2 separate regions of the Homo sapiens genome follow, and region 1 is linked to region 2. A link is an interaction called in ENCODE POLR2A ChIA-PET data of the cell type or tissue named here. Cell type or tissue: Panc1. All regions are shown on one strand. Each heading gives the region's core, and the rest is flanking DNA. Links, peaks and the distances in the headings are about the cores only.

Region 1 (10,575 bases), core at 1,140-9,139, 570 kb before region 2:
ATGATTATAGTTTCCTGAGTCTTTCCCAGCCGTGTGGAACTGAGTCAATTAACCCTCTTTCCTTTATAAATTACCCAGTCTTGGGTATTTCTATCAGTGTGAGAATGGACTAATACACTATTAAAATTATATTTTTAAAATTTATATTTCTGATTGACACTAGTATATAGAAATATGATTGATTTTTTTACATTAATCTTCTCCATCAATCTGGCTAAGCTCACTTAGTTCTTATTAGTCCTAGACCTTTTTTTTTTTTTTTTTTTGAGTTGGAGTCTCGTTCTATTGCCCAGGTAGGAGTGCAGTGGCGCAATCTTGGCTCACTGCAACCTCTACCTCCCAGGTTCAAGCAATTCTTCTGCCTCAGCCTCCTGAGTAGCTGGGATTACAGGTGTGTGCCACCACGCCCGGCTAATTTTTGTATTTTCAGTCGAGACGGGGTTTCACCATGTTGGCCAGGCCAGCGTCAAACTCCTGATCTCAAATGATCTGTCCGCCTCAGCCTCCCAAAGTGCTGGGATTACAGGCGTGAACCACTGCGCCTGGCGTCCTAGAGCTTTTTAATAGATTCCATTGGATTTTCTATGTAAAGATTATGTCATCTGTGAATACAGTTTTAATTCTTCCTTTCCAGGCTTTTATTTCTTTTTCTTATTGCACTGGCTGCAATCCCCAAGTAACAATGTTAAATAGAGATGGTGAGAGCAGATTACTTGTCTTGTTTCTTCTCTTAGGGAGAAAGCATTTAGTCTTTCACCATTTGTATATGCATTTTATCACTGGAGAAGTTTTCTTCTATTTCTAGTTTACTGAGATTTTTTTTTTTTTCGAGAGTGAACATTGGGTTTTGTTAAGTGCTTTTTCTGAATCTACTGTGATGATCATATGATTTTTTTTTTTCGAGACAGGGTCTTGCTCTGTTTTCCAGGCTGGACTGCAGTGGCATGACTGTGGTTCACAGTAGCCTTGACCTCTGGGGCTCAAGCAGTCCTCCTACCTTAGCCTCCCAAGTAGCTGGGACCACATACTACACCTGGCTGATTTTTTTTTGTTTGTTTGTTTTTTAGTAGAGATGAGGTCTTGTTATGTGGTCGAGGCTGGCCTTGAACTCCTGAGCACAAGCAGTCCTCCCACTGTCACCTCTTAAAGTGTTGGGATTACAGGTGTGAGCCACTGCACCCAGCCACTTTTCATTTGTTAATATGGTGAAATATCGCATCGATTTTCAAATACAGCCATTTGTTGCCTAACAATGGAGATGCATTCTGAGAAATGCATTGTTAGGTAATTTTGTTGTGCAAACCTCATAGAGTGTACTTTCACAAATCTAGATGTTGTAGCCTACTACACACCTAGGCTATATGGTAAAGCCTGTGGCGCTTAGGCTACAAAACTGTACAGCATGTGACTGCATTTAATACCATAGGCAATTGTAATAGAATGCTAAGTATTTATGTATCTAGATGTATCTATACATAGAAAAGGTACAGTAAAAATACAATATAAAAGATAAAAAAATGGTACACCTGTATAGGGCATTGACCATGAATGGAAGTTGCAGGCTTGGAAGTTGCTCGGGTGAGTCAGTGAGTGAGTGGTGAATGAGTGTGAAGGCCGAGGACATTACTGTGCACTACTGTCGACTTTACAAACACAGTACACTTAAGCTATACTGAATTTATAGAAAACATTTTTTCTTTCTTCAATAATAAATTAACCTTAGCTTACTGTGACTTTTTTTACTTTATAAACTTTAATTTTTTATATTTTGATTCTTATAATAATACTTAGCTTAAAACACAAACACATTGTACAGCTGTACAAAAATACTCTATGTCCTTATTCTATAAACTTTTTTCTATTTATTACTTTTTAAAATTTTTTGTTAAAAACTAAGACACAAACACACACGTTAGCCTAGGCCTACATAGAGTCAGGTTCATCAGTATCACTCTCTTCCACCTTGACATCTTGTCCTGCTGAAAAGTCTTCAGGGGCAGTACATGCATGGAGCTGTCATCTCCAGTAACAGTGCCTTCTTCTGGATACCTCCTGAGGGACCTGCTTGAGGCTGTTTTATAGTTAACATTTTACAGTTAAATTACTTATTTGATTTCCAAATTGTACTTTAGGTTTGGAGGTGCGTGTACAGGTTTGTTACATGGGTAAATTGTGTGTTGTCGGGGTTTGGTGTACAGTTTATTTTGTCATTTTTTTTTTTTTGAGACAGAGTCTCAGTCTTTCGCCAGGCTGGAGTGCAGTGGCGCGATCTGGCTCACTGCAACTTCTGCCTGCAACCTCTGCCTCCCGGGTTCAAGTGATTCTCCTGCTTTAGCCTCCCGAGTAGCTGGGACTACAGGTGTGTGCCACCACGCCCAGCTCATTGTTTGTTTGTTTGTTTTTTGAACGGAGTCTCGCACTCTCGCCCAGGCTGGAGTGCAGTGGCGCCATCTCGGCTCACTGCAAGCTCCGCCTCCCAGGTTCACGCCATTCTCCTGCCTCAGCCTCCTGAGTAGCTGGGACTACAGGCGCCCGCCACCACCCCTGGCTAATTTTGTGTATTTTTAGTAGAGACGGGTTTCACCGTGTTAGCCAGGATGGTCTCGATCTCCTGACCTTGTGATCCGCCTGCCTTGGCCTCCCAAAGTGCTGGGATTACAGGCGTGAGCCACCGCACCCTGCCCAGTTTTTGTATTTTTAGTAGAGACGGGGTTTCACCGTGTTGGCCCAGGATGGTCTCAAACTCCAGACCTCGTGATCTGCCTGCCTCCGCCTCCCAAAGTGCTGGGATTACAGGTGTGAGCCACCACGCCCGGCCCATCTTTTTTAAATAAGTAGGAGTGGCCAGGCACGGTGGCTCACGCCTGTAATCCCAGCACTTTGGGAGGCCGAGGCGGATGGATCACAAGGTCAAGAGATTGAGACCATCCTGGCCAACATGGTGAAACCCTGTCTCTACTAGGAATACAAAAATTAGCAGGGCGTGGTGGTGTGCACCTGTAATCCCAGCTACTCAGGAGGCTGTGGCAGGAGAATTGCTTGAACCTGGGAGGCGGAGGTTGCAGTGAGCCGAGATCGCGCCACTGCACCCCAGCTTGGCTACAGAGCGAGACTCGGTCTCAAAAAATAAAAAAATAAAAAATAAATAAAAATAAAAAATAGGAGTATACTCTAAAATAATGATAAAAGTATGGTAAATACATAAAGCAGTAACATAGCCACTTATTATCAAGTATTGCATACTGTATGTAATTGTATCTGCCATACTTTTATATGAGACTGGCACCACAGTAGACTCGTTTACACCAGCATCAACACAAACACATGACTAGTGGGTTGTGCTACACTGTTGGGATGGCTGTACTGTCACCAGGTGTTAGGAATTTTTCAGCTTCCCTATAATCTTATGGGACTGCCATAGCATATATGTCTGTCATTGACTGAAATGTCGTTATGGAATGCATGACTGTATTAAAAGTAACCTTTCTTTTTTCTTTTTGAGATGGAATCTTGCTCTGTCACCCAGGCTGGAGTGCAGTGGTGCAATCTCAGCTCACTGCAACCTTTGCCTCCTGGGTTCAAGCGATTCTCCTGCCTCAGCCTCCCGAGTAGCTGGAACTACAGGTGTGTGCCACCAGGCCTGGCTAATTTTTCTGTTTTTAGTAGAGATGAGGTTTTACCATGTTGCCCAAGCTGGTCTCAAACTCCTGAGCTCAGGTGATCTGCCCACCTCGGCCTCTCAAAGTGCTGGGATTACAGGTGTGCACCACCATGCCTGGTCCTAAAAGTAACCTTTCATTCCTGGGATAAACCCCACTTGATTCTGCCATATTCTTATTCTATTTATATATTGTTGCAATTGATTTCCTAAAATCTGGTTTAAAAAATTTGCATTTCTGTTTATGAATGATACTGGTTTGAACTGTGTTTTGTAATATCTTTGTTTTTGATATCAGGGTAACGCTGGAAACCTTGAATGAATTGGAAAATGTTCCTTTTCTTCGGTTTTCTGGAACAGTTTGCATAGAACTGGTATAGTTTCCTTAAATGTTCAGTGGAATTTACCAGTGAATCCATCTGGTCTCAAGTTTTCTTTGTAGAAAAGTTTTTAACTGCAAATTCAATTCCTTTTTGCCATATAAGGCTATTAAAGTTATCTATTACTTGAACGAACTTAACACACTTTTCAGAAGATCCGTATGTATATATTTACATGTTTATACACACACACACACACGTATATATTTTTGTAGAAGCCTTGAAAGAAAGAGAGAATCAAACAAAATACATAGAAACAAATGAGCTGGACATACAGATAAAGCTGTGATTCACCCAGAACTTAAACAAATCACAAATTTCATAGTTTAATATTGGGACAGAAGCAAAACAACAAACAAATAATACATTTTCCCACTTCAGTAATAAAATATGGGAAGACCTGACTATGAGGGTAGAGATCAAGGCTAAATAAAGCTTTATTTATTTACATTAAAATATAATTTTATTTTTATAGAGACAGGGTCTCACTGTGTTGCCCAGGCTGGTTTTGAACTCCTTCAGCTCAAGGGATCCTCCTGCGTAGACCTCCCAAAGTGTTGGGATTACAGGTGTGAGCCACCACACCCAGCCAAAAGCTTTAAATCATTGGTGATTATTACAAGCTGCAACTCGGGCTACATATGTTACTGGGAGCTGATTACTCCTATATCTCACTGCAGCATAGAGTTTAGTTATGGCTTTTCCCCACAATATTGTGAGTTTAATGTGGAGAACTGTGAAGAAAAACAAAAGAAACCCCAACTAATAATTACAACAACTATAACAACAACCACAATAATAATAATTAATAATAAACCCCTAAGGGATGTATGAGCTGGTTTTAATTAAGTAGACTAAGAGATACTGGTTCTGACTTGCATTCATCTCTACAGTAAATAAAACCTTGTTTTTAAAAAGCTTCCCATGTTCCTAATACAGTTAAAAAAATATATATATATACTTTAACCTTTTTCCTTTCATATGCAAAGATGTTACTTTTCATTATCTCAAGAATATCTTCCTTTGAAGTCTGTGAGGGTGGATTTCAGCCACCAGAAATTGGTGAAGTGGGGGACAAGGGGGTGTGCTTGTCTCTGTGTGCACAAGTCTAAGTAAAAGAGGAGCACATAGGGGCCAAAAAGGGACAGGGGAGGGAAGCTGGAGCAGAAGGACACCTCCCTAGGGGAAGGCAGGAGGCTCTAAGTAGTGGAGCAAAAACATGGGTCCCTGGCAGCAGACTGGCTGGAATAGCCTCAAGGTCTCAGCTGTCAATTTTTTTTTCAGTCTTTTTTCCTTCTTTGTTTCATTTTGGATAATTTCTCTTGCTACATCTTGAAGTTCCTAATTTTTTTTTTCTGTGGTGTCTAATCTGTTGTCCCATTCAGTGTATTTTTCATCTCAGTTGACATGGTTTTTATCTCTAGAAGTTTAATTTGGATCTTTTTTTTTTTTTTTAATATCCCAGGTCTCTTAACATAGCCAGTCTTTAGCTTCTTGAACATATGGAATACAATTCTTTTTTAAAAAAATTTTTTTACATAGCTGTCTCCTCAAACATGTAAGGTATATGTATTTATTTACTTAGAAATGCTGGGATTTGGAGATGTTAGAATCAATAATGCTTATATTTCTTGATTGTAAATGCTATCAGAACATAAAGCTATTCAAATTATAAGTGATAAAAGGATGTATTATAATCTTCTGATCTCTTAGGCTAATAGAATAAACAAATCATCTCTTAAAAATACAGTAAAGTGATATAGTATTCAGAGAAGTAATTACTAATGTTATTTATTTAGAAAACATATATGCCCTTCAGACTATTGTATCCGTTTGGTTGCTTTCCTTTTATAAAGGAAAGTCTTCAATACAATACAATAATTATTGAAAAATGAGTAGTTTTATCGTTTGTCTCACCATAATTTAACAAATACTTGGGTATAGAGTTGAACTGGTTTATCTACTGTTTACACTTTTGAACGGCATTCAATTAAGGTTAGTTTTAGTAAAGATCTTAGAATCTCAGATGGGACTTTTCAGCTTTAGGAAATTGGAATGTGTCCCTGGACTATGCCCATGCCAGAGTGCCAAGCTAAAAGAATGTAGGAAACCTCTGACCAGGCCCTTCAGGGGACTCTGTGCAAAATAATGAGGTCACTAGCATGAAGAGCTCTGGACTCTGAGGCAGTTGGAACAGGATTCTATAATTTCTTTCCAATATTATTATTATATATTATATCTCTTTGAGGCTAAGAATCCAGGGAAGGGAAAGCAGAAATGGGGTTGCTCAACTGAGAGGTTAAAAAAAAGATGAGGGATGGGCCGGGCACCATGGCTCACGCCTGTAATCCCAGCACTTTGGGAGGCTGAGACAGGCGGATCACGAGGTCCGGAGATTGAGACCATCCTGGCTAACATGGTGAAACTCCATCTCTACTAAAAAAATGCAAAAAAGTTAGCCAGGCGTGGTGGCAGGCACCTGTAGTCCCAGCTACTTGGGAGGCTGAGACAGGAGAATGGCGTGAACCCAGGACGCAGAGCTTGCAGTGAGCTGAGATTGCGCCACTGCACTGCAGCCTGGGCGACAGAGCGAGACTCCGCCTCAAAAAAAAAAAAAAAAAAAAAAAAGATGAGGGATGAAGGACCAGAAGTTAGAAGAAGGAAGAGCAGTCTTGCAAGCTTGAGGGAGTGAGGAGAGGGATGTGGTTAGAGAAAGAAAGCTCCCTTAGAGGCCCTGGAGGTAATGCTTTTCTGGAATACAATTCTAATAACTATTACTTTCCTGTTCTTTATTCTCACTTATTTCTATGTTCTCATTCCCAGTCCTCCTTCTTCTTCTCTCTCTCTCTTACTCTCTTTTTCTCTCCTCTTTCTCTCTTAGACATACACACACATACACACACACACACCCCTGTTTAAGAAGTAAATGTGAATATGGAAAGCAGATGAGAAGGGAGGTTGGATTGAATTGTGGAGTATTTATTTCAGTTTTTATTTCAATAGTTTTAGGGGTACAAGAGGCTTTCTTTACATGGATGAATTGCATAGTGGCGAAGTGTTGGCTTTTAGTGTACCCATCACCCCTATAGTGTACATTACAACTCTTTTCTATTTAACTACTGTATGCTTCTGATCCAGGGAAGGTATCTTTTAAAATTTCCTTTAATTCCCTAATACAGATCCTTCTTGACTTCTGATGGCGTTGCATTCCAATAAACCCATCATAAGTTGAAAATGTCATAGATTGGGCCAGGCACGGTAGCTCACGCCTGTAATCCTAACACTTTGGGAGGCTGAGGCGGGCAGATTGCTTGAGCTCAGGAGTTCGAGACCAACCTCGGTAACGTGAAACCTGTTTCTACCAAAAATACAAAAAATTAGCTGGGTATATGGTGGTGCGTGCCTATAGTCCCAGCTACTTGGGGGGCTGTGGTGGGAGGATCACTGGAGCCTGGGAGGTGGAGGTTGTAGTGAGCTGAAATCTCACCCCTGTACTCCAGCCTGGGTAACAAAGCGAGACCCTCTCTCAAAAAAAAAAAAAAATTACAAATTGAAAATGATTGTAATACACCTACTGAACATCATAGCTTAGCTTAGCTTACCTTAAATGTGTTCAGAACACTTATGTTAGCCTAAAGTTTGGCAAAATCATTTAACACGAAGCCTTTTTTTTTTTTTTTTTTTTGAGACAGAGTCTCGCTCTGTTGCCCAGGCTGGAGTACAGTGGCGCGATCTTGGCTCACTGCAGGCTCCGCCTCCCGGGTTGATGCCATTCTCCCGCCTCAGCCTCCCGAGTAGCTGGGACAGCAGGTGCCCGCCACCACGCCCAGCTAATTTTTTGTATTTTTAGTAGAGATGGGGTTTCACCATGTTAGCCAGGATGGTCTCTATCTCCTGACCTCGTGATCCGCCCGCCTCAGCCTCCCACGCCTGGGATTACGGGTGTGAGCCACCGCGCCCGGCCACACAAAGTCTTTTTTATAATAAAGTGTTGAATACCTCATGTAACTTATTAAATACTGCACTGAAAGTGAAAAACTGGTCATGGGGTCCTTGAAGTACAATTTTACTGAATGAATATAGCTTTTGCACCATTGTAAAGTTGAAAAATTGTAAGTTGAACCATCATAAGTTGAGGACCGTCTGTCTGTACAATCTTATATATAATTAATTCAGAGGTTTATTGATTGATTGATAACATTTTCATGCTGTAGCACCCTTAGTTCTACTTTATTAGCACTTGTGATTGTATTGTTTATTGTATAAGAAGTCTTAAATCCTGTGTTCATAAAATTCCTTCCAAAGAAGTCAGCATACTTCATGCTAATTAATTTATTGATTGTCTCAGCCTTTGGCTTTTACCATACCCAAAGAGTATCCCACTTCCTCAGGCATCCAGGATCCTGCCTCAGCTTAAGGGTCATTGTGTGATCTTGTACTGTGCTAATGAAAGGAACACTCAGATTATAGTATTGTGGGCAGAGCCCAGGCCTGATTCTCGGGGACTTCGAAACTTCTGGCCAGTAGGAAGGAATACATGTGACACTGTCCTTGAACTCAAAACTACCCACCACATGTAGAATTTGCTCTGACACTGCAAATACTCAATTGGACTCAGTGTAATATTTGTATCTCAAAGGAATTGAAAGCTGAGATTTCAAATGGGTTTCATGGAATTTTGATCAGTTAGAAAATAATTAATGGAAAACTATCTAGCTGTTAAAATTGTCTCATTCTTCTTGCAGTGCTTTTAATTGTGTTACACATGTTTTTTGTTTTTATTCTTGAGTTCTGGTCTGAAGTGATTGTCAGTGGTTTGTGTTTGATCAGAAGATCCATTGCCCTTTCTTGTATCCCTGCCCTACCTCCATGAGTCTCCTTGTGATACAACTTCAGAAGAAAAGATGAAAATCGAGGTTTTTGTTAACTCCTAGAAGGTGATAGAAGGACATGATAGAACCTGGCAGATTTTCAGTGGAAAAGATTGAGTCTAGAATTAAAAGACTATGTATGTTTTTATATGCATTCTATAGTCTTATTTGTTGGTAATTGAAAAGTTACAAAGTAATGTATGCAAAATATGTGTAAGGTATATAGAATAGCAGGACAATGAATACCCAATGTACACAACCACCAGATTAAGAAAACAAAATTATCGTTGCCATTGAAGATCTCCGTGCCTTTCTCCTTTCTGAGGTAATCTGAATTTTGTGTTTTCTTTATACTTGAACCACATAGTTTGTATCCCTAAACTGTGGTTTAATTTTACATGTTTTTGACACTAATCAAATGGAATCACAGTGCAGATATTTTTATGTGATTTGCTTTTTTCCCATAGCGTCAAATGTGTTTGTTTTGGTCAGATTTTGCAAATAATCGTGGGCTGCTTCCACATAGACGTATAAGTTTATTTTGTAGTAATTTTCCTTATTCATCTCAGAGAATATGATTTATATGTTTCGGTCTTGTGGAAGTAAAAGAGAATGATTTCCTAGTGGATAAAAAGAAACCAGTCTCCTTTAAGGCATTCTGTCTCCATGCACTCCACCATCCTCACTCTGGAACCCATTGCAGAGGAGCTCTTCAAGGGGGTGTTAGCTTTTTCCTCTTTTACCTCGCCTTGGGCAGGCTGAGACACCTCCTGCTCCTCAAATAGGTGTGGCCCAGTGCTTCTTTACCTTGTGTATAAGAATCACCAGGGGAGGGGAGCTTTAAGAATATTCACACCTGTGTGCAAACACTGACCAATTAAATTAGAATGTCTCCTTTACATACAATTAAATTAGAATATTTCTTTTACCTGTTTTTACATTTAAAATTTCAATTTTGTTTTAATGGAGTTGCTTCTTTCATATTGATTGTAGGTCTTTACATATTCTGTATATTAATCCTTGGACTCCTATGTGTTAGAAATATTTTCTCCTAGTCAATTGATTTGTCTTTATGATTCCTTTTGGCTTACAGAAGTTTTTGATTTTTAAAATTTGAGACTTCATCATTATGACATCTGTATTTTGCGTCTTAACTAAGAAGACTTTCTTTACTCCTAGGTTTTAAGCTATTTTTCCTATGTTCTTACTGTATTTATAATTTTACTTCCAACATTTAGCACTTTAAGCCACCTACAGTTTATTTTATTTATTTATTTTTATTTAATTTATTTTTTTATTTTGAAACAGGGTCTCACTCTGTCACCCAGGCTGGAGTGTAGTAGCATGATCTCAGCTCACTGCAGCCTTGACCTCCTGGGCTCAGGTGATCCCCTCCCATCTCAGCCTCCCGAGTAGCTAGGTCTACAGGCATTCACCACCATGCCCGGCTAATTTTTGTATTTTTTGTAGAGATGGGGTTTCACCATGTTGCCCAGGCTGGTCTTGAATTCTTGGGCTCAAGCAGTCCACCTGCCTTGGCCTCCCAAGGCCACTGTGCCAGGCCTGAAGGTTATTTATTTATTTATTTAGGGACGGAGTCAGGTATTTATTTATTTATTTATTTTGTGACAGAGACTTGCCCTATTGCCAGGCTGGAGTGCAGTGG
Region 2 (10,575 bases), core at 2,303-10,302:
TGAGGGTGGACATCGGCTACAGTGGGTGGGCAGGACGATTTGGGGGGAGGCCCGAGGCTGGCTCAGGGGCCAGGGAGGAGGCCACTCAGGGTGGCCTCAGGGGGAGAGCTCTGATAGGGGTGAGACAGATAGGGCCCCTTCTCTGCTTCTCCTCCCCCAAGGTGTGGGGTAGAGCAGGCAGGAATCTGCGCCTTCACTCTCTGGCCCCTCCAGCCTCCCTCTTCCTACCTACCCTTCAACCTCAGGCTTCTGAGGCCTCACCTGGGACTGAGGTTGAGGACACCTCCCTCCCTCCAGACCCCAGAGTATCCTTTCCTAGCTCTTTCTGCCTTGACCTCTCTGCCTAGGTCCCTTTGGGAAGTTGAGGACTGGAGTGGAAAGGTCAGGATCGACATCCACAAAGACTTGGGGTCAGCCTGAGGTTGCACACACAATCCTAGAGGACCAGAACGCAGCACCTCTCCCCAAAGGGTCCCTGCCCCCCAGCACCTACTCCTCTCCAAATTAGGGTTGTCATGCATTATTTGGGGCATACATATTCTAAAAAATCATTCGTTGTTTCTCTGAAATTTGTCCCCTATTTTTATTTGCTAAATCTAGCAACCCTATCCCAAAGGCAGCCTCCACTCAATCTTATCCTGAGGGCCAAAGGCCAAGGCTGCAGGAATTGGGAGACAAGGGTCTGTTTGTATGGTGGTCCACCTCCAAGATGGCCCCAGTGATGCCCAGTATTCACACCCTTGTGCAGTCCCCTCACTCTGTACCAGGGTGGGTCTGGGTAACCAATAGAATGAGGCAGAAGTGATGGTACCTCACTTCCCAGATTTGGTTAGGAAAGACACTATGGCCTCTTTCTTGCTCATTAGCCCTCATTCTCACATCAGTTGGATCTCTCACTTTGGGGAAGCCAGCTGGCATGTTAAGGAGCCCTATGGAGAGGCCCACATGGCAAGGAACTAAGGCCTCCTGCCAACAGCCACGTGAGTGAATGTGGAAGTGGATCCTCTGCCCCAGTAGGGCCTTCGGATGAGATCACAGCCCAGTAGACATCTTATGTGCAGCCCCATGAAAGTCCCTAAGCCAGAACCACCAGCTAAGTGACTCCTGGATTCCTGACCCCCAGAAACTGTGTGAGATAATAAATGTGTGTTGTTTTAAGTGACAACGTTTTGGTGTCATTTGTTACACCAGCAATGTGACCTTGAGTGAGCTGCTCCTCATCTCACTCCTCACCTTCCATCTTCTAATCTGCAAAATGTGTGTCTAGTAAGTCCTAGTCATGGGGTGTTGTGAAAATTGAATTTCTAGTAGGAGCATTTTCATGTGACCTGCACATTTAATGGGTGGTGATTTAACCCATTTCCCTCAGGGGGGAATTGGTGACCTCATTAACTCAGATATACAGAAGGTGAGATTTTTAATGTTTAGATGTAACCAAGGAAAAAGAAAAACCATTTAAAACCAAAACTGACCCTAGTAACTTCTGCCTTCCAGCATGAACTATTCACAAAATTCAAGGTACAAATCTTTAATTGTCCTGTCTAAATAGGAAAGCCAGTTTGTTCTCACACCTGTCAGGTGAGCAGGAAATCTGAGACTTCCCCAGGAATAGCCCATCAACTCAGGGAGGGTCCGTCTTGTGCACAGAGAGTCTAGGGCCCTCAGCCACAGTCTTTGCTTCTCTCTGCCTCATGGTGGCGCTGCTGGCAGCAGGTCTTGGTTCAACCACCAGGTGAGTCCTCAGTTCTATTAGGCCCTGCTCAAGTGGCTGTGGACTTCCAGAGAAGACAACCCCAAAATGTCACACAAAACCGGGGGGGTGCCTCCTGCACAGGCTCCCAGGGTCACCACAGTTTCCACCAGAGGCACCCACTCCCCCAGCACGGTGGTGCTGTCAGGACTGGTCCACTCTGACTGACATAGAACTCCATCTTCTGTCCCCAGGAAGCCATGCTCACAGGCACAGCTTTCCGGGAAGCCAGAGAGTGTTCCTTACTCTCTCCAGACCAACAGGGCTACCCTCTCTCTTTCAATGGACAGTGAATCAGTAATACACTGGCCTGCAAGGAACAGAAAGCTGAAGGAATTGTAGCTTAAACACATAAGGTTTCCTTTTTCTCACATAGTAATAATAGGGAGGCGGAGGTGATCATGTTGGCTCGGCTGTCTAACAAAGCTATCAGGGACCCAGGCATTTTGCCATCTGCCCAGCCCTGCCTCCATGGCAAGTTGGCTTCTGTCCTCAGACCTGTTGGCCCCAGTTTGTGAGCTGACAGCCACAGCTGCACACTTAGCACCTATGTTCAGGCAGAAAAGGGCCAGCCATTTCTGACCCCTTTCATCAAGAAGCAAAACTTTTCCATAGGCCGGGCACAGTGGCTCACGCCTGTAATCACAGCACTTTGGGAGGCTGAGGCGGCTGGATCACCTAAGGTCAAGAGTTCAAGACCAGCCTGACGAACATGGTGAAACCCCCTCTCTACTAAAAATACAAAAATTAGATGGGCTTGGTGGCGCCCGCCTGTAATCCCAGCTACTCAGGCGGCTGAGGCAAGAGAATCGCTTGAACCCAGGAGGCAGAGGTTGCAGTGAGCCGAGATCAAGTCATTGTACTCCAGCCTTGGCGACAAGAGTGAAACTCCAACTCAAAGAAAAAAAAAAAAACAACTTTTCCATAAAGCTCCAGTAGACATCCCGCAGGTCAAAACATCACATGGCTAGCCTATCTGAAGGGAGACTAGGAAATGAGTATCTTGCTCTACCAGCCATTATAACAGAGGGTGGCAAAGGAGAAGTAGTGTTAGACAATTCTACAGATGATTTTCTCTGAATGGGTCCTGTCCCTGCACACGTAACCCCTGCAAGAAACTTCCATTCCTCATTGATGATTTACCCTTCGGAGAACACCAAGAAGGCTTCTAGGCCATCTCTCCCAGAGCAGAGAAAGGGAGAAAACAGGAGGGTGGAGGGTAGGGGATGCAGGGACAGGTGGTCCACTGTTTGGCAGTGCTTCCTGATCATGGAGGCCATTGAATTTGGTAAAATGTGGGCATGGAGGAGAGTAAAGAGGTGGAGAGAAACTGGTCTGCAAAAGAGGATAAGAAAACTGCATCTAGGGGGACCAGAGGGCAAAATGGAAAGGCAAGGCTCTCAGAAGTGAGAAGGAAACGAGGGCTTTGTAAATTCCAGGAAAAGTGGGCCACACAGAGAGAAGCTCAGTGGGGGGGATGCCCAGGGAGGGGGAAGCTCAGGAAGGGGGAAGCTCAGGGAGGAGGAAGCTCAGAGAGGAGGAAGCTCAGGGAAAGGGAAGCCCAGTGAGGGGGAAGCTTAGGGAGGGAGAAGCTCAGGGAGGGGGAAGCTCTGGGAGGAGGAAGCTCAGGGAAAGGGAAGCCCAGTGAGGGGGAAGGTCAGCGAGGGGGAAGTTCAGGGAGAGGGATGCTGAGTGAGGGGGATGCCGAGTGAGGGGGAGGCCGAGTGAGGGGGATGCCCAGTGAGGGGGATGCCCAGTGGCAGGCCAAGATGGGTGGATCACTTGAGTTCAGGAGTTCCAAGACTGGCCTGGCCAACATGGTGAAACCCCGTCTCTACTAAAAATACAAAAAAGAAAAAAGAAGAAGAAGAAGAAAAATTAGCCAGGCGTGTTGGCGCATGCCAGTAGTCCCAGCTACTCAGAAGGCTGAAGTAGAAGAATCAAGGTGGAGGTTGTAGTGAGCCAAGATCGCACCACTGCACTCCAGCAAAAAACAAACAAACAAACAAACACAAAAACCCTCACATGCCTACCCAACAGCCTTCACACCCACCCAAATCCTGACTCCCTGGAGGGAGTAGGAGGCAGTCCACCTCAGCCCTCTCTGGAGCCGCTGTCAGGTTCCTCGGCGACCTGCCTTCCCTACCACACCCAGCTGGCCCTGGCTGTCCTTGCCCCCCATGTGGAACATGGAGGTGAGGCTGGGACAACTGAGCCCGAGTTGGGGCTGGAAGGTGGATGTCTCTTTTGGGGCAGACGGGGCCCCTGTCTCCCCTCTCCAGCCCAGGTAACCTGAGCCCAGCATTGTGTCCATCCTGGAACAGCTGACAACGCTGTGGTCAGACAGCTGGTGGGGCTGGGCCAGGCTGGCCGGGCTGGCTGGGCTGGCTGGGGTGGGAGTGTAGGCTGTTATATGACACCCAGAGCCCATCTCTCTCTGCCCCAGACCTTGGAGCTGTTGTCCCACCCCTGTCACTGCAGAGAGCTGAGGCACCATGCATGGGGGCCAGGGGCCGCTGCTCCTCCTGCTGCTGCTGGCTGTCTGCCTGGGTGGGACACAAAGGAATCTCAGCCTGGGGAGTCCCAGAGCTGGGGTCCACAGCCTCAGGGGATGGAGGGTCTGAGGGGTATTGGGGCCTGCCCTGGACCCAGTTCCCTGAGTCCCCACTTCACACCCCCAGGGCCTCCCCGCTCTTTCCACCTCCAAGCTCCTGCTAGGCTCACGCCTGTCTATTGCAGGGGCCCAGGGCCGGAACCAGGAGGAGCGCCTGCTCGCAGACCTGATGCAAAACTACGACCCCAACCTGCGGCCCGCGGAACGAGACTCGGATGTGGTCAATGTCAGCCTGAAGCTAACCCTCACCAACCTCATCTCCCTGGTAAGCCGCAGGACGGAGGAGGGGTCAGCGCACCACGCCCTGGGACCTGCTGGGGATAGCATGGGGTGGCTCCAGCCACCAAGAGGTTGGAGGGCCCTAAATCGGACAGGCTGGGGTCTGGAAAACCCCCATGGTTGTGGGGGGAGTACTATCAAGAGGCTGGGGGATGCTTGGCCCCATTGGTGGCCTGTGGGGACTGGCACTGAAGTCGGGGGCTGAGCCCTCCATACTACACCCTTGCACCCCCAGAACGAGCGAGAGGAAGCCCTCACCACCAATGTCTGGATAGAGATGGTAAGAGGCCACCCTGCCACCCTCCTTCCATCAGGGGTCCCACCCCACCACCCCAAGGCCTCCTGAGAGTTGCCTGCCCCGTTCCTGCCTCTTCTGTCCTCTTGGGCTGGATGCCCACTCCTAGGGCTGTGGTGCAGCAGAGGGCAGAGGCCTAGCAACTGCCCCTCCCCCTGCAGCAGTGGTGCGACTATCGCCTGCGCTGGGATCCGCGAGACTACGAAGGCCTGTGGGTGCTGAGGGTGCCGTCCACCATGGTGTGGCGGCCGGATATCGTGCTGGAGAACAAGTGAGGAGGGGGTGCAGGCAGGGGTGTGGGGGACAAAGGACACAGGGTCTGGGCCCAGCAGAACAAGGCACTCTGGGAAAAGAGAAAGATGAGCAGAGGGTGCAAATCGGGCACCTGTGGGGCTAGGGAAGAACTGGATGGAGCAGGTGCCGAGGGCAGGGCCCTGGGTATGCCCTCTGACCCCAGGGCCAGCAGAGCAGACCCTACGCCAGGCTCCATCTCCTCTGGGCTGGGCCACCTGGGTGGGCTGCTCCCTTCCCTGTAACATGGGGCCGCTGACGGGTCCTATAGAAGCTGGCGAGAGTCAACAAGACAGGCATGAAAAGTGCATCACTCGGGGGCTGGCACATGGTGTGGGCTTAACACATTAGTCGCTATTATGACTATTATTATTATTATTATTATTATGATTAAAACAAGAGAGAGTAAGATAAGCAGAAATTAGGAGGTGGTGCCTGAGGAAGTCTGTCTGGGGCGGGGGGTGGCAGGAGGATTGCTGGGGGGACCTAGTGGTCCGGGTGGGAACCAGTCAGGGGGTGACAGGCTGGTAGGGACTGGTGTCCCCAGGCCCCTATCCACATGGGGCACAGGGGCTGGTCTGGGGCTGGGGTGTCGGGGGCTGAGCCCACAGCCTCGTGGCCTGGCCTGTTCTGTGCATACAGCGTGGACGGTGTCTTCGAGGTGGCCCTCTACTGCAATGTGCTCGTGTCCCCTGACGGCTGTATCTACTGGCTGCCGCCTGCCATCTTCCGTTCCGCCTGCTCTATCTCAGTCACCTACTTCCCCTTCGACTGGCAGAACTGCTCCCTTATCTTCCAGTGAGGCCATTTATTGGGGAGGATTAAGAGAGCTGCTCTCAGAGGGGCCTGGGCAGTGGTGGGGTAAGGCCTGGGCAAGGCTTCTGGCCTTGGCTCTGGCAGCACCTAGAGGCCTGGCTCCATCTCCCCTGGGCCTCTGTGCCCATCTCAGGCTAAGACACCTGAAGGTGCCCAAGCTCTCCCTGCTAAGCCCGAGTCCCCTCACTCATCCTTTACTGCCTCAGTTTCCTCACCTGTGCTCCAAGGGGAGACATTCACGCCTGGGGTGCGTGGGTGAGAAGGCACACATGCACACAAGATGCGTGTCTGCGCACACACGAAACCACTGCACACTCCAGGCCCACAGGGAGGCAGGGCTGTCCTGTGAGAGAGGGGCCCTGGCAGGGAATCCAGCGGAAGCATGTATGCAACCAAGCCACCCCTGGGGGTCTCTGGGTCTGTTTCCTCAAACCTAAGTGTGGGGAGGAGGGCCCGGGGGAGGGTTCTCCTGTACCTTAGAGGAGCAGTCTTTCCATGAGCAAACCTGGCAGGGAGACTCCCCTCTGTAGACACGGGGGTCCTCCTGAGGTAGGCATGTGTTTTCTACATTGCCATCATCAGCCCCTCCTGCCAGACAGCAGTGGGAGAGACAAATGCAGAGTGACCCTGGGCCCATCAGCCAGGTGAGGGCCCTGCAGCCTCCTGGGCCTTCAACTCCATCTTCCTGACCCCAAAGAGCCCTAGGTCCTCCTGCTCTCCATATCTCGCCAGTGGGGTTTTATAGAGAACTCAGAAGCGTGGGGCTGCATTTTGTTGAAGAAAAGCTGCCCACACTTGTCCCCAGAAGGTCATCCCCATGCAGTCGTGGCAGGTCCACCCGCTCACATTTAGCCTCTTTCCTCGGTGACTCCCAGGTCCCAGACTTACAGCACCAATGAGATTGATCTGCAGCTGAGTCAGGAAGATGGCCAGACCATCGAGTGGATTTTCATTGACCCTGAGGCCTTCACAGGTAACCCCCACCCAAGGGCTCCCCAGGCAGCCTCATCCAGGGCTCCTGCTGGACCCAGCTGTGGTCAAGGCTGGACCAAGGTCAAATCCCTCCCATGTAACTCAAAATGAAAACTACAGCAAACCATAAAATATGCTTTTTAAAACGTCCAACAAAGCTCTGACTTTCCTCATGATAATGTCTCCAATTTTAGAAGAGGCTCGAGCATCCAATCTCCCACCCCACTTCTGTCCCTCAAGGGTGCCTCCCCTGCTGGTGCTCCTTAGGGCACATGCTGCCCTTGCAGCTGGGTCACTCGGCTGCAGGGATCTGCCTAGCTCACGCTTCTTGTGCCCACTCCTGCCTGCCTGCCTGCCCGCAGAGAATGGGGAGTGGGCCATCCAGCACCGACCAGCCAAGATGCTCCTGGACCCAGCGGCGCCAGCCCAGGAAGCAGGCCACCAGAAGGTGGTGTTCTACCTGCTCATCCAGCGCAAGCCCCTCTTCTACGTCATCAACATCATCGCCCCCTGTGTGCTCATCTCCTCTGTCGCCATCCTCATCCACTTCCTTCCTGCCAAGGGTACCTGGAGCCTATGGGAAGGAGCCATCCAGTAGCACAGGGGACACCTGGGAGGCCGGGGTGGGCCCTGCCTGGGGAACAGAGTGGCATTACGACCCAGGACAGAGGCAGCGGGCTACTTCTGGGGTAAGGGGTTCCTCTGTGGGTGGGGGAGGTAGGAACCTGCTCTGAGAGCCTCTCGGTCATGGATAGCTGGGGGCCAGAAGTGTACCGTCGCCATCAACGTGCTCCTGGCCCAGACTGTCTTCCTCTTCCTTGTGGCCAAGAAGGTGCCTGAAACCTCCCAGGCGGTGCCACTCATCAGCAAGTAAGGCTGGTCTTCATGTCCACCCGCCTATGCCACTCTCCCTTCTTGGGAGCATGATGGCCTCCTGCATTGCCCTCTTGCCCTCCATCCACCCCCCCCATCCTCAATTCAGGAGGCCTGAGGGGGGGCAGCCACTAAGCGTGGGGGTGGCATCATGGTATGGGCTGCCAGCTCCTGCCCACCCCACCCTGACAGGTACCTGACCTTCCTCCTGGTGGTGACCATCCTCATTGTCGTGAATGCTGTGGTTGTGCTCAATGTCTCCTTGCGGTCTCCACACACACACTCCATGGCCCGAGGGGTCCGCAAGGCAAGGACCCTCCCTGCCCACTTCAACATCCCGCTGCCCACTCCCCTACGCCTCCCTCTCGCACGCCCCGGCAGTACTCACCTGTGGCATTCCACAGCACACCCATCCTGGGCGTATCTGGACGCATGGACCAAAATCGATTACAGTAATACAGGAATGAAATTGCTTCCTAGGTGCCCGGGATATTACAAATGTTAATGTATTTCATCTTCATAAAACCCATATCACCTCCAATTACAGATGAGGACGTTGAGGCGCAGAGAGGTTAAGTAACCTGCCCAAGGAAGTGCACTACAAAGTCGAAAAAGCAGGAGTCTGCCAGGGCAGTCTGATTCCAGTCTGTGTGATCTGTAGCCCACCTGCAGCCTTCAGCTTGGGCCCTTGTTGCACATGCAGATTCCCAGGCCTGTCCCAGGCATTCTAGGCCAGAATAGCATGAGGGCTGGGGGCAGGAATCTGTGTTTATAACAAGTGCCCTGGTGATTCTGATGTGCACTGAAGTTTGGGGACCCAGGCTCGTGTCCAGTATAGAAAGCTTTACCAAGGCCACGTCACTGCCCCGGTATGCTGCCTCCATGGTCCCTAGCAGCACAAGCCCTTCACGCCAACCTCTGGCTTCTGCTCTGAAGCTCGGCCTGCTGCCCTAGTGAAGCCACCCCCTCTCTAGGTGTTCCTGAGGCTCTTGCCCCAGCTGCTGAGGATGCACGTTCGCCCGCTGGCCCCGGCAGCTGTGCAGGACACCCAGTCCCGGCTACAGAATGGCTCCTCGGGATGGTCGATCACAACTGGGGAGGAGGTGGCCCTCTGCCTGCCTCGCAGTGAACTCCTCTTCCAGCAGTGGCAGCGGCAAGGGCTGGTGGCGGCAGCGCTGGAGAAGCTAGGTGAGACACACCAGGTGTGCCTGGGGACAGTCCTCCCCTGGGACCCCAGCTGGGGAGCCAGGCACAGCAGATGAGTGCTGGAGAAGTGCCCAGGTCAGGGAGAGAGGAGCTGGGGTCCCTAAGGAGAGGCCATCTTCTCTGCCTGTTTCTCCTCCATTCTACTCCCAAACCTTACCCTTTCTCTTTATCAGAGAAAGGCCCGGAGTTAGGGCTGAGCCAGTTCTGTGGCAGCCTGAAGCAGGCTGCCCCAGCCATCCAGGCCTGTGTGGAAGCCTGCAACCTCATTGCCTGTGCCCGGCACCAGCAGAGTCACTTTGACAATGTAAGCTGAGTCAGGGTGGGGTGGAGGTGGAGTGAGTACCTGGGCTTGGAACCGTGATAGAGACAGGATGAGTGGGGTTGCCAAGATAGGGCAGTGGGATGGAAAAACATGAGGCCGGGTGCAGTGGGTCACACCTGTAATCCCAGTACTTTGGGAGGCCGAGGCGAGTGGATCACCTGAGGTCAGGAGTTTGAGACCAGCCTGGCCAACATGGCAAAACCCTATCTCTACCAAAAATACCAAAAATACCAAAAATTAGCTGGGTGTGGTGGCGGGCACCTGTATTCCCAGCTACTCAGGAGGCTGAGGCAGGAGAATTGCTTGAACCTGGGAGGCGGAGGTTGCAGTGAGCCAAGCCAAGATCGCACCACTGCACTCTGGCCTGGGTGAAAGAGTGAGACGTGAGACTCCGTCTCAAAAAAAAAAAAAAGGAAAGAAAGAAAGAAAAAGGAACAGGGGCAGGGGGGGCACCTCAGGGCCAGGGGGCCATGGAATTAGCCACCAGTTGGGACCCGGACATAGGTAAGAAGGGCCCCAGGAAATGGAGACATGGGCCTGCTGGAAGCCCAAGGATGAGAACAGGACCCAGGGAAGACCTGGTGCCGCCGCTGGTTATCCCACACCTGCCTCCCACCCTCAGGGGAATGAGGAGTGGTTCCTGGTGGGCCGAGTGCTGGACCGCGTCTGCTTCCTGGCCATGCTCTCGCTCTTCATCTGTGGCACAGCTGGCATCTTCCTCATGGCCCACTACAACCGGGTGCCGGCCCTGCCATTCCCTGGAGATCCACGCCCCTACCTGCCCTCACCAGACTGAGCCAACCAACCACTGTGGGGCATGTGGGAGTCACACACGTGGGTCACACTGAGTCTTATCAGCCACGTTCTCCTACTGAGGTCCTAAGTGTGCTCTTTGGGAAGTGCCCTTCAGGACTGTGTGAGCCAAACAGCCCTGAGAAAAGCTGGGGAAACAGTCTGAGCTGGAGTCCGAGAGTGGTTGGGGGTGGGCCGTGGCTAGTGTCCTGCTGCAGTCAGCACACACGTGGGATTGGCTAGCTCATCCTGGCACCAGCCACCCCTCCACTCAGTGCACTCCCCTCACTTAGGCAAAGCATTATTCATTCCCATCAGTCTGAAGCCCGAAGGACTGTTTTGTATAATACCTTCGGACTTGGGAC

What was found. Peaks named below come from ENCODE experiments on the same cell type or tissue, not always from the same donor. Only the 100,000 strongest peaks of a DNase experiment are listed, where the experiment ranks them.
Region 1: POLR2A ChIA-PET joins it to region 2 with 12 read pairs; 3 of 35 experiments call an interaction of 5 or more read pairs at or near these places.

Annotation. Positions count from the first base shown.
Region 1 is chr2:231,969,063-231,979,637 of GRCh38, forward strand. All of the region lies in intron 1 of DIS3L2 (DIS3 like 3'-5' exoribonuclease 2), which reads left to right. Among named protein-coding and RNA genes, the nearest start is that of DIS3L2, 13 kb to the left of the region's middle. In Panc1, for the core only: no CTCF peak of the experiment used is centred there; no DNase peak of the experiment used is centred there.
Region 2 is chr2:232,535,503-232,546,077 of GRCh38, forward strand. It overlaps CHRNG (cholinergic receptor nicotinic gamma subunit), which reads left to right and starts at 4,190. Exons shown (of 12, transcript NM_005199.5): 1 at 4,190-4,300; 2 at 4,490-4,629; 3 at 4,879-4,923; 4 at 5,100-5,209; 5 at 5,872-6,027; 6 at 6,921-7,018; 7 at 7,380-7,580; 8 at 7,773-7,887; 9 at 8,083-8,197; 10 at 8,865-9,078; 11 at 9,270-9,400; 12 at 10,041-10,575. The coding sequence starts at 4,246. The coding sequence ends at 10,214. It overlaps TIGD1 (tigger transposable element derived 1), which reads right to left. Exons shown (of 1, transcript NM_145702.4): 1 at 8,381-10,575. It overlaps CHRND (cholinergic receptor nicotinic delta subunit), which reads left to right. Exons shown (of 12, transcript NM_000751.3): 12 at 1-1,162. RefSeq lists enhancers at 1-182, 6,012-6,071. In Panc1, for the core only: no CTCF peak of the experiment used is centred there; no DNase peak of the experiment used is centred there.